Linked DNA regions of Homo sapiens: region 1 is linked to region 2. The links are chromatin contacts, found by Hi-C or POLR2A ChIA-PET in ENCODE. All regions are on one chromosome and are shown on one strand. Each heading gives the region's core, a stretch centred on a gene start or an enhancer-like site at or near the end of the contact. The rest is flanking DNA. Distances are from core to core; before and after follow the strand shown.

What was found. A loop is a pair of places that touch in the nucleus more often than their neighbours do. ChIA-PET counts read pairs that join two places held with the same protein, here RNA polymerase II (POLR2A). Pooled maps may share reads with other maps.
Region 1: a loop to region 2 is called in a pooled map, with 2.7 times the contacts of the local background. The contact joins the promoter of WDR86-AS1 here to the enhancer-like site in region 2. A Hi-C loop is called at or near these places in 6 of 50 pooled maps. POLR2A ChIA-PET finds 5 or more read pairs at or near these places in 2 of 52 experiments (CD8-positive, alpha-beta memory T cell and activated T-cell).

Annotation. Positions count from the first base shown.
Region 1 is chr7:151,404,802-151,410,658 of GRCh38, reverse strand. It overlaps WDR86-AS1 (WDR86 antisense RNA 1), which reads right to left and starts at 1,498. Exons shown (of 6, transcript NR_109857.1): 1 at 1,277-1,498. It overlaps WDR86 (WD repeat domain 86), which reads left to right and starts at 621. Exons shown (of 6, transcript NM_198285.3): 1 at 621-1,232. The coding sequence starts at 1,070. RefSeq lists an enhancer at 1-55.
Region 2 is chr7:151,312,149-151,318,279 of GRCh38, reverse strand. No RefSeq gene overlaps it. Among named protein-coding and RNA genes, the nearest start is that of NUB1, 27 kb to the left of the region's middle. Within about 2 kb of position 4,264, at least 4 of the 41 ENCODE cell types and tissues checked have a DNase peak (open chromatin) inside an H3K27ac peak, as active enhancers do.

The DNA.
Region 1 (5,857 bases), core at 249-2,748, 95 kb before region 2:
GGCTCAGGCCGACCCCGGGGTCCATTAGAGGCGCCCCAGGCCGAGGGAGCCCGCGGCGGCTGGAAGGTGAACTTGACATCCCGGCTCCACCGACCCCGCAGCGGCTCGCACCTCATCCCCACTCCGGCCAGACCAAAGTAGAATCCTGGGTGTGCGCGTGATTTCCCAGGGAGGGCGGACTCGGGGCTTTCCCTGTCGCACCCTCCATTGGGGGACCGCCCCCAAGTCCCCGAGAGCCCCTCGGGCAGAGTCCTTAGGGCTCAGAGCATGGGAGGACCTGGCTTGCCTGGTGGAGGCGAGTAGCCGAGGGGTCGGTGGAGCTGCGCCCCAAATGAGTTCCCGGCGCGCGATTCTCCCCGACCCCGACCCTTTGTCCGCCTCCCCCTCCCTCGTCCCGGCCCTTGGCTCAGGGGACCCAGGCGGCGGCGGCGGAGGTGGCAGAGGCCAGAGCCCAGAGGCGCAGCCCGGGCAGCTAGGAGGGTCGCACGTGGAGCCGTCCCCCGGACCCGCACAGCGACGAAGGGGGGAGGCTGCAGGCGCGCGGGGTGGGGGCTGGGGCGCAGCCCGAGAAGTGGGAGGGGATCGGGTGAGGGGTGGTCTCTGAGGAGGAGCCAGGCTGGACCGTATTGTTCCGCGCTCGGCCGGGGAGGGCGCGGGGCGCTCGGCTTCCCGTGTTCCTCTCCCCGCCCCAGCCCCGTGGGCGCGAGAGGAGGCGGGGGGCTCCTTGTGCACCAGAGACGCAGCTGCCTTGTTCGCCCGGTGGGGTGTGGATCCTCCGAGCGGTGCTGGGAAGGGGGTTCTCTCTGCCCGCGCGCCCAGGACTCTACCCAGGGCGGAGGTCCCGAGTGGGCCGCCCCCCGCAGCGCCCTGGGTTCGCGGGCCCAGAGGCTGGAGGCAGCGGGGAGCTAGGGTCCTTCACCCTCCCCTCGCCGCGTGCCTCCGCAGGAGTCGGGCTCCCCGTTCCCCGCGATGGCCGCGGGCCGCAGTCGTACGGAGCCGCCGCGCGGACCCCGGGGCGCCCCTCCCTAGCGGGGCGCAGCTCCTTCTTGTTCCCCGCCCTGCCAGCGGGATGGGGGGCGGCGGGTCGGCCCTGAGGGTCTGCGCCGACCACCGCGGGGGCATCAACTGGCTGAGCCTGAGCCCCGACGGGCAGCGCCTGCTGACGGGCAGCGAGGACGGCACGGCCCGGCTCTGGAGCACCGCGGACGGCCAGTGCTGCGCGCTCCTGCAAGGTAGACCCTCCCACTCCCTCCCTGACCTCTTCGCCGCAGCTCACCGGCCCCAGACCGCGGACCCCAGCTCCTGCGCCCGCAGACCCCTTTCTAGAAGTCCAGCCCCCGCTCATCCCGGCACACTAGCGGAAGAGCGCTTGTCTGGGCCCAGCATCTGGCTGTTGAGCGCACGGCAGGGCAGGGTGAGGTCTGGGGGTGGGGTGCGGGTGCAGAGCAGGGTGCGGCCGGGATCGGGTGGGTGGGTCGAGGGGCGTCCGCTACAAAGGCGAAGATCATTTGTCAACCAGCGGCAGGAAATCTCCCTTGACAACAATGTTAACAAACAAAAAGTTGCACCTATACTCCTTCTAAGCAAACCTTCCCTTGTCTCTAGGTGCCTTGTGGCCTCTTTGTGGCCAATTGTGCTCTTCTGCTGGCATTTCCTGTTGACGACTCTCACAGCAACAGTAGACGCTTGTTAAGGGCCAGCGGTGCGGAGAAGTGTGCCGTCGTCACACTATGTTACCCCACATACAGACGTGGAAACAGGCTGGGAGTTAAGTAATTCGCCCAGGTCGCACAGCCAGTGAGGGGTAGATGGCAGTCTGAGCCCTCTCATTGCTGTAAACCCTGCCTGCATGCCTGTTGGTTTCTATTTGTGCCCTGTACTCACTCAGGAGGTCAGTGTGCCTCGGGTGCACCTTCCCCTGGGCCTGTCCCATGCACTGTGAGGTCCCTTTCAGCTCTGGCCCTCCTACTGCCCAGGTAGCACACGTAGTCCCCTGGATGAGCCGCGAGGCTTTCTGCTGTGGGTAGTTCTTTATCACCGCGGGCTTTTCCACCATCATCAGTGAACTCTCTGTGGCCTCGCCCAGGCCTTCCAACTTAGGTAGGATATTAGCCCCAATATTGGCTAATCCTGATACTGCTGGTTTTAAATAAGAACAGTTGACCAGGCTCGGTGGCTCACACTTGTAATCCCAACACTTTGGGAGGCCAAGGTGGGTGGATCACCAGAGGTCAGGAGTTTGAGACCAGCCTGGCCAACATGATGAAACCCTGTGTCTAATAAAAATACAAAAAATTAGCTGGGCGTGGTGGCGGGCGCCTGTAATTCCAACTACTCGGGAGGCTGAGGCAGGAGAATCACTTGAACCCAGGAGGCAGAGGTTGCAGTGAGCCAAGATCGTGCCACTGCACTCCAGCCTGGGTGACAGAGCCAGACTCTGTCTAAAAAAAAAAAAAAAAGAAAAGAAAAGAAAAAAATATTACATAGTTAGGGCAGATATTTCAAACCCAACAGGGATGACTTTTGGATTACCGGTTACTTGGGAGTTGGTGTGGATAATGGAGAGGTGGCCACAAACTAACACACATCCCCCCCAAACAGCCACACACACTTATAGGCATTCAACCAGGAATGGAAAATATGAGGTCTTTTAGAAATGTTAAGTCCAGTTGGTATTGCTCCCAAACATAAGACTGTCTTGGGGGTAGAGGGGTGGGTGGTGTTTCAGAAATGCAGATCCCCAGGCCTGGGCTCCAGTGATGCAGTCCTCCATGAATAGGGCTGTAGAACTGGCATTTCTTCTTGTTGTTGTTTTTTGAGATGGAGTTTCGCTCTTGTTGCCCAGGCTGGAGTGCAGTGGCACGATCTTGGCTCACTGCAACCTCCGCCTCCCGGGTTCAAGCGATTCTCCTGCCTTGGCCTCCTGAATAGCTGGGATTACAGGTGCTCGCCACCACGCCCAGCTAATTTTTTTGTATTTTTATTAGACGTGGGGCTTCATCATGTTGGCCAGGCTGGTCTTGAACTCCCGACCTCAGGTGATCCACCCGCCTTGGCCTCCCGAAGTGCTGAGATTACAAGTGTGAGCCACTGCACCCGGCCTAGAATTGGCATTTCTAACAAGCTTTTGGGTGGGTCTTATGCACAGCTGGCCCCGGGAGCCCCTGGGCTGGGGACGGGTTGTGGGAGCCCAGCTTAGCCCACAATTAGGTGGGGTTTCTCCCCAGTGAGGCCCCAGGCTTTGCCAGGCTGCCGGTAGCCTGGTGGGCACTTGGCTTTGCCCCCACGGCAGCTCTGGAGCCTCACCAAGCCTCCAGGGCCCACCCTCCTGCCCAGCTCTGTGTCTGGCACCTGTGCCTCCTTCCTTCACACCCACTTTGGTGACCCTCACGGCTGCTTGTCCCCTTGAGGTACTGACACTCACTTCCCAGGGAGGGTGCCCAACCTTCTGCCCTAATTGAGGGCAGGGCTATCCCCGCTCAAGCAGGACACTGGAATGAAAGAACTGTGGCCCATTTTGCTAGGATTGTTTTTGCTGTTATATGGGTTGGTATTTTCAGGAATTTTCAAGGACGGGGACAGAGGTCATCTTTCTTTATCCTGAGATTCTACTGATACGCTCAACTTGCAAAAGAGTCATTGTGAGTGTGTGACAGTCCTTTTGTGTGGATCCCCAAAGAAAGCAAGGTGTTGCCAGTTCCTTTCTCCTGCAGGATTTTTTTTTTCTATCAGTGAAATATTATTAAAATGTCTTAACATTTGTTTAGTGCCCTATATTTTATAAATAACACATCTTTGTGCTTTTTTATTGTGTAATGAATCCTCACAACTCTGAGGTGGGTGGGATTGACACCAGTTCACAGAGGAGAGTGGGGAGGTGCAGACTCATGAGCAGCATACACGGCATTCTTGTTGTTTTCTAGATACCATCGATAATGGGGTGGGTGCTGTCGCCAACATCCCTCGAGGCGTGGTGCGGTGGCAGGACTTGTCCAGGGTCCCGCAGCTGGTCCATGGCAGAGAGGGTTTCTGAAGACTGTACGGTGCTTCTCTTACCACTGTGGGGGAAGTTGTGTCCAGACCACATGGCTGGTCTGTGGTGGCCCCATCCCTAGAAGCATCCTAACTCTAAATCTAGATCTCTTTCCACTTTGGTTCCGTCCTGGCCCTTGCACAGCTCTGGGCCCACAAGAGCCTGTGGTTGGCCGGTCCTGGATTTCTCGAGCAGAGTGGCTGGGGCTGGCGACTCCTACGTACGCTTTTCCTCTAGAGACCTCTGGCTCTGTTCATGGCAGCAGGGGCAATCAGGGACCGCAGGCTTTCCTGGGTGTCTCGCAGAGCTTAGGAAAGTTTGGGCCAAAGGGTGAGAGGGAGAGGAAGAGTGAAGGCCGTTCCCTGTGGCGTGCGGGGTTGGTGGGTGAGGTGCTGCTCCCGGAGGCCCCAGGGAGAGTGGGCTGCAGAACCGGCGTGTGGGGAGCCCCTCCCTGTGGGTGCATTCACTTGTTCATACACGGAATTGCCTTTCAAATGCGGTTGGTGAGCTCACAGTGAAAAAGGCTTCATTGCAATTACTCTGCAAAGAGAAGAATTACTTGCCACTTGCTTATCCCTGACCTCCTCTTTTTCAGGTTTATTCATTGAATATCTCCTTATTTGGGGGCACTTTATTGGTTCAATGAGATGAGTGACATTTTCCAAAATGGTAGTACCTATCCTATCCTGTTCCTGTTGAGTAGGGGACTCAGCCTGAAGGTGGCAGCCCACTGTGGCTGTCCCACACGCTTCCTCGTCTTCTAACATGAGGGGGCGGGGATTGTTGTTAATTTCCTGGGTACAACCCCACATTCCCATTTGCTGGGAGCCGGTGGCATAGGAGACTCCCTGTGAAGCCTGGCGGGAGAGCAGTGGCCCAGAAGACTGGGCTGAAGGAGGCCTGCGGCACGCTGGTGACAAGAGCCACAGCAGCCTCACACAGCTTGGGGGCAACTGACCGCTCCCACCGGAGAAGTCCAGAAAGCCAAGCTGCGTAGGTCTTGGTTCAAAGTGGGGGCTTGCAGATTTGCTACAAGTCTCTGGTGGCCACGTCAGTGTCCATTCCAGCCACGCTGTTGGTGCTTCTGGGCCCAGATGTCACCTGCCTCAGGGTCCCAGCACCCTCGAAACTGGGTTCTACCAGGAGAGTTTAATAAAGGGACACTGCAAAATGCAGGTGGAGCATAAGGGAACCACAGTGGCCGTGGCTCGGAACAGCAAGGCTGTCACCTCTTCTGGGCCTGAGTCGGGGACGCAGCCACTGCATCCTGGAAACAGCTGAGAGGGCTTCCTTCCAGGTTGGATGGCCACAGCCAGCCTGAGGGAGCCCTGCAGGGTCGGAGCTGGGGGAGGGGAACATATCCTGACCTAGAGTCTCCAGCTGCGGCTCCCACTTGTCGGAACCCACGGTGGGCTCCCTCTTTTCTAACCCAATGGGAGTCTTAGATAAGAGTGAGCCCACTGTGAAGTCCATGCAGATGGCGGTGGCAGGGTGGAAAAGAGGGGGATTGGGGAGCAGAGGAAGGCTCAGTCCTGGACAGCAGGCTCAGTGGGGCCTCCCCCACAGGTGAAAATAACCCTTGTGCTACAAGGGCTGGAGCAAACCAGGTCAGCAGTGCCATCCCTGCCCCGTGTGGCTTCCAGGGTGGCTGTCCAGTCCGTTGTCTAAAGCTGGGACACAGGGAAGGGAGACACGGCTTCCACGCAAGTCAGGGGCACCAGGCCCACTGCAGCCCACCGCCGGCAGAGACCCGCCACCAGCAGGTCCGAAGCTCTGAGCTGCTTTTCCTGCATTGGGGTGGTGGGGGAGGAAGCAGTTTGACTT
Region 2 (6,131 bases), core at 3,015-5,514:
GGTGGACAGCATGGCCTTCCACCTGCATCACAGTCACATTCTGATTCCAGGCAGCTGTTTCACAATTCTGTAACCAACGGTAGGAAAAATAGGCTTACCCTCTACCTGCCACTCATTTCAACATTCCTTCACACCACATGACTCCACATGAATTTGTGCTTCTTGACTCCTCTCTGTTTGTTTTTTGTTTTTGTTTTTTGAGACACGGTCTCACTCTCTCACTCAAGCTGGAGTGCAGTGGTGTGATCTTGCTCACTGCAACCGCCATCTCCTGGGCTCAGGTGATTCTCATGCCTTAGCCTCTGAGTAGCTGAGACCACAGGTGCAGGCCACCATGCCTGGCTTTTTTTTTTTTTTTTTTTTTTTTGTATTTTTTGGTCAAGACAGGGTTTCGCCAAATTTCCCAGGCTGGTCTTGAACTCCGGAGCTCAAGCAATCCACCCATCTCAGCTTCCCAAAGGGCTAGGATTATAGGTGTGAGCCACTATGCCCAGCCTTGACTCCTCTTTTGAAATGGTTATATCATCTGCCTAGTTTCCACATGAATTAAATAAAACCTTTAACAGTGTTCATTTTTAACCTGAAGAAGAGTCATGGTTTTACTTTTTTCCCTGAAATTTGTCTTTCAATGCTTCTGTGCCATGGACAACAGATAGCAACTGCGCATCCAGGCATCGTGCTTGTGGTTCAGACCAGAGGAAGCGGGGAGGGCAAAGAATGGAAACCACTTGCCCACCAAGTCTGCCCATTTTTGTCAGGCAAATAGTAGTAGCTCGTCCAGAATCCCCATCCCTTAGACTCCCTCACACCTGACTGCCTAGAAAAATGCCACATAGACACTCCTAATTGCAAGGGATCTTGGGAAATCATTGCCTACCCACTACAGGAAAAAAAAGAAAAAGGTAATCTGTGAGCAAGGAAGAAGAGAATGGGCGCTCAGTAGGCAACCAGGCTGCATCAACAAGGACCCACTCCAGACAAAGCTTTAGACAGAGCTTCAGATGACCTCGCTCTTGTGTGCACATTCCCCCATCCTCCCATCCGACCTCCTTACCCCCACCCGTGCGCTCATCTTGAAGCCACTAATGACCACGCTGCTGCAGCGTCTAAGTGATTTATCCTCATGTAGCCGATTTTTAGTGGGGTACCCCCAAAGGAGTAGTACAGAGGAGTCCGTGTTAGGGACAGAATTGCTGTCATCAGGACGGCTTGTAAGGGAGCTTTGGTGGGAGCTGGGAAAGAGGGGCGTCTTTCCTTCCTTCCCCACTCCACTGGCCGATGCCTGGATTACCAGCAGATCCCTATACCACCTGGATGCAAGGCTGGCCCAAGAGAAGATTTGCTGAATATCTTGAGAATGCTATTTGATACATTTTTCTTACTTTTTCATTATTAAAATTGTTTTCAAATAATAAAATAAAATGAGAGAAGAAAATGAGAAAATTATATTTTAAGTAATTTTCCTTACCTAAAATAGAACCATTATAACATGTTAAAGTTTTCCAGAGTTTTCTCTCTAATAAGAGCTTTTCTTACAGTCATCATCCCAGGTGTGCAAATTTTTAACCTATTTTTTTAATTAATGTATCCTAAGCATATTTTATTTTATTTTATTTTATTTTATTTTATTTTATTTTATTTTATTTTATTTTATTTTATTTTATTTTATTTTATTTTATTTTATTTTATTTTATTTTATTTTATTTTATTTTATTTTATTTTATTTTATTTTATTTTATTTTATTTTATTTTGAGACGGAGTCTCACTCTGTTGCCCAGGCTGGAGTGCGGTGGCAAATCTCGGCTCACTGCATGCTCCGCCTCCCGGGTTCAAGCTATTCTCCTGACTCAGCCTCCGAGTAGCTGGGATTACAGGCGCCCGCCACCACACCCAGCTAATTTTTTGTATTTTTAGTAGAGACGGGGTTTCACCATGTTGGCCAGGCTGGTCTCAAACTCCTGACCTCAAGTGATCCGCCCACTTTGGTCTCCCAAAGTGCTGGAATTACAAGGCATGAGCCACTGTGTCCGGCCTTAAGCATCTTTTATGTTATTTCATACCTTCATTAATATAACTTCAGTAGCTACTTCATATCTCCCCACGTGGACATAACCATAGATTAGTCAATCGTACCCTATTACTGGTCATTTAAGTTTGTATTAGCTAGAAGACAGACTTACCTGTAATCCCAGCTACTTGGGAAGCCGAGGCACAGAATCACTTGAACCCAGGAGGAAGAGGCTGCAATGAGTTGAGATTGCACCACTGCACTCCAGCCTGGACGACAAACTGGAGTGAAATTAGCAAAAGTGCAGGAAGCATTGATTTTTTTTTCTTTGAGACTCTGTCTCAGAAAAAAAAAGTCTCACCATCAACATCTATAATAATAAAGAAAACGAAGAACTAGAATCGATGTTTATAATGCGTCTTACTCTAGCACAGAGATACGTAAGCTAGGAAATAAAAACAACTTCATTCACCTCATTGAGAGATGCATTTCCAATAAAAACGTACTTTTTATGTTTAACAATTGTTAATTAGTTTGTCACATATTTATTCTGTTTTAATCAAATATCCATAATGGTGATGATAACTGTAAGCAGAAGGTAACGTTTCCATAATTACAGACCTGATCACAAAGGTACCGCTTCCTTCAATTTCAATGTATAAACATATTTTCATTGCTGAGAAGTATGAGAGGTATAAGCCATATGACTTTCACACATAACATATATTAGGATAAAAGTTTATGAGGGAGGTGGATGGAAAGAATGGTTAAAGAACTCATTTACGTATGTTTAAATGGTGGGTGCCAGAGTGATACGATGCCTGCATATCACTGAACACACAGCCAAGAGTCACATGTTTTATTTTCAAAATATTAATATTTTTAATAAGCTGGAAGTTGCATGCTTTTCAGCCATTAAACCTGGAGGAAAATTTTTAGGTGCAAAATGGAAAACTCTGAGGACACAGCTGTTAAAAATTGAGCAGTACCCCACCCGCCTCGGGATCTTCCTGAGTCTAGGGCTCCCTCTGGTGGTGAGACTCAGAATTTGTGTTAGATCACAGCCCCGGAGACCTGCCTAGCAAGAATTAAAAGCACCACGTTCTGCAAGCCAACCCCTTCCTTCTTGGTGTGTTTCCTGGAATCGTCACTGTAATTTTTTTTTTTTTTTTGGTTTTTGAAACGGAGTTTCTCTCTGCCCCCAAGCTGGAGCGCAGTGGCGCGATCTCGGCTCATTGCAACCTCTGCCTCCAGGGTTCAAGCGATTCTCCTGCGTCAGCCTCCCAGGTAGCTGGGACTACATGCATGCGCCACTAATTCTTGTATTTTTAGTAGAGACGGGTTTTCACCATGTTGGCCAGGCTGGTCTCGAACTCCTGACCTCAAATGATCAGCCCGCCTCGGCCTCCCAAAGTTCTGGGATTACAGGCGTGGGCCACCATGCCCGGCCTGTCACTATAAAATTTGACCATATTGGCCCTCTAAGCCCAGAACCTTGAGAGAATAGTACACTGCACCCCTCATCAAGCCAGATCCTCCATGGTCATTCATTAACTTGACGGACGTCTACTGAGCACCCACTATGGGCCAGGCACCCATTTCTAAAAGCCCTCTGTATCTCTCTCTAAGAAGTGTGAAGAAGTTCCTAAACAAAAGAGGAACCCAACACGAATTAACGACCACAGAAATTCACCAAAAAATTAAAGTGACCCACAAACGTTTACAAAGAGGTTTATCCCCTCCAGTAATTAAAGAAACACAATGAACCACAAGAAATCATTTGCCTGCTCCTAAGCTGGGATAGGTTTAAATATCTGATAATATCCAAGGCTGCCATGGGTGGAGGAACCGGGAAATACATGTCTTCATACCTTGCTGGTGAGGATATAAACTGGTACAATTTAACGGACTACGAAGAATATTAACATTTTTTCAGTTCATGCTTTTGACCCATGAATTATTTTAAGGCTTTCGTCGGGACCCTGGCCCAGCCTGCTGCTGAGACCGTCAGGACCTTGGTAAGATGCGCTGGGGTTAGAGTATCTGAGAGCCCCTCTCCTAACTGCTGAAAAGGAGCGAGTTCTCCAGCCTTTGGTTACATGTCCCCAACCAATGCCATTTTCTAAGAACAGCCTCTGTGGCTCTGCTCCCAGCACAAGCTTTCCTGTGCCAAGAACTGGGAGGCGGCCGGGGCAGTGGGGACTGGCGCCTGACTCAGCCTCCTGGGTCAACGGGTGGGGAGCGTCCCGGGGCTCAGGCTGCCTCATCTCTCTCCACCCCTGCCCCCCTTTCCATCTCACACCCACACTCACACTTACAAACACACACACTCATACCCACAGTCACGCACACACCCACACTCACGCACATGAACTCATACACAACCAAACACACTCATACACATGCAGTCATACACTACTCCCCCTACACCACACACACACTCACAAATACACATTCACTCACACACACCAAACACCCATACACATACACATACACCACTCCCCCACACTCACACACACTCTCACACACACACCCCACACACACACGAACTCACACACACTCATACACAACCACACACCCATACACATGCACTCACACACCACTCCCCCACATCACACACATAAATACACTCACTCATACACACCCACCAAACACCCATACACATGCACACACACTACTCCCCCACACAACTCCCCCACACTCACACTCTCACACCCTCCCCACACATCCCAAACTCACTCCCACACACACGAACTCACACATGCTCATACACAACCACACACACCCATACACATGCACTCAAACACCACTCCTACACCACACACACTCACAAATACACATTCACTCATACACACCCACACATACCCATACACGTGCTCACACACCACTTCCCCTACATCACTCACACCCACCCTCACACACACGCATTCACTCATACACACCCACACACACCCATACACATTCACTCACACCTCTCCCACCCACTCACACACAAACTCAGTAACACATACCTTCACACACTCATATACACCCACATACATGCACTGACATACCACTCCACACTCCTCTACACTCACACACACACATCCCCACAACCCACACTCACACATATCCACACCCACACTCACAAATACGTTCATTTATACACACCCACACACCCATATACATGCAGTCACACTACTCCCCCACACTCACAGCCACACACACCTTCACACACTCATACATTCACACACCCACACACATGCACTGACACTCCACTCCCTCACACTCTCACACACACCCCCAGACATCCACACTCACACATTCACACACACGCACACACACCACTCCCTCACACTCACACCCCACACACATCCACACTCACACAAACACACACATTCACACATATATACACACGCACTCACATCACTCCTCACACTCGCACACACACACCACCCCCACACATTCATACACACAGAGACACACTCACCCACACACATTCACAAACTCTCACACACATTCACACACTCATATCCACACACACCCATACTCACACATGCACTCACACACCACTCCCCAACAGTCAGACACTCACAAACACACATAGCCCCCACACACTGACACACTCACTCACACTCTCACACTCACACACACCCTGTGGAAGACTAGAAAGAGCCCTGGACTCTAACGTGACACCAACATGGTCTTGCCTCTCAGGGTCTCAGGGGTCTGCCTCGCTATGGGCCTCAGTTTCCCCACCTACACAAGGGGATTGGACTAGATGATGCCTCTGAGCCCCCCCGCCCCAGCGTTAATTCTAGCTCTGCCCTTCAAGGAGGTTATCATCTAATAGAGGAAGCAGGAGATGCCCTCCAAGTCATGCCACAACGAACGTCTTGAACCCCCCTAAATGGAATGCTGGCATATTCCACTCCCAAATACACAGTCATGTGCTGCATAATGATACTGGCCAATGACAGACGGCATACATGACGGTGGTCCCATAAGATGATGGGACCCATACGATTATACCGTACATTTACTGTACCTTTTCCATGTTTCATTATGTTTAAATACACAATACTGGCCGGGTGCAGTGGCTCACACCTGTAATCCCAGCACTTTGGGAGGCCGAGGCAGGAG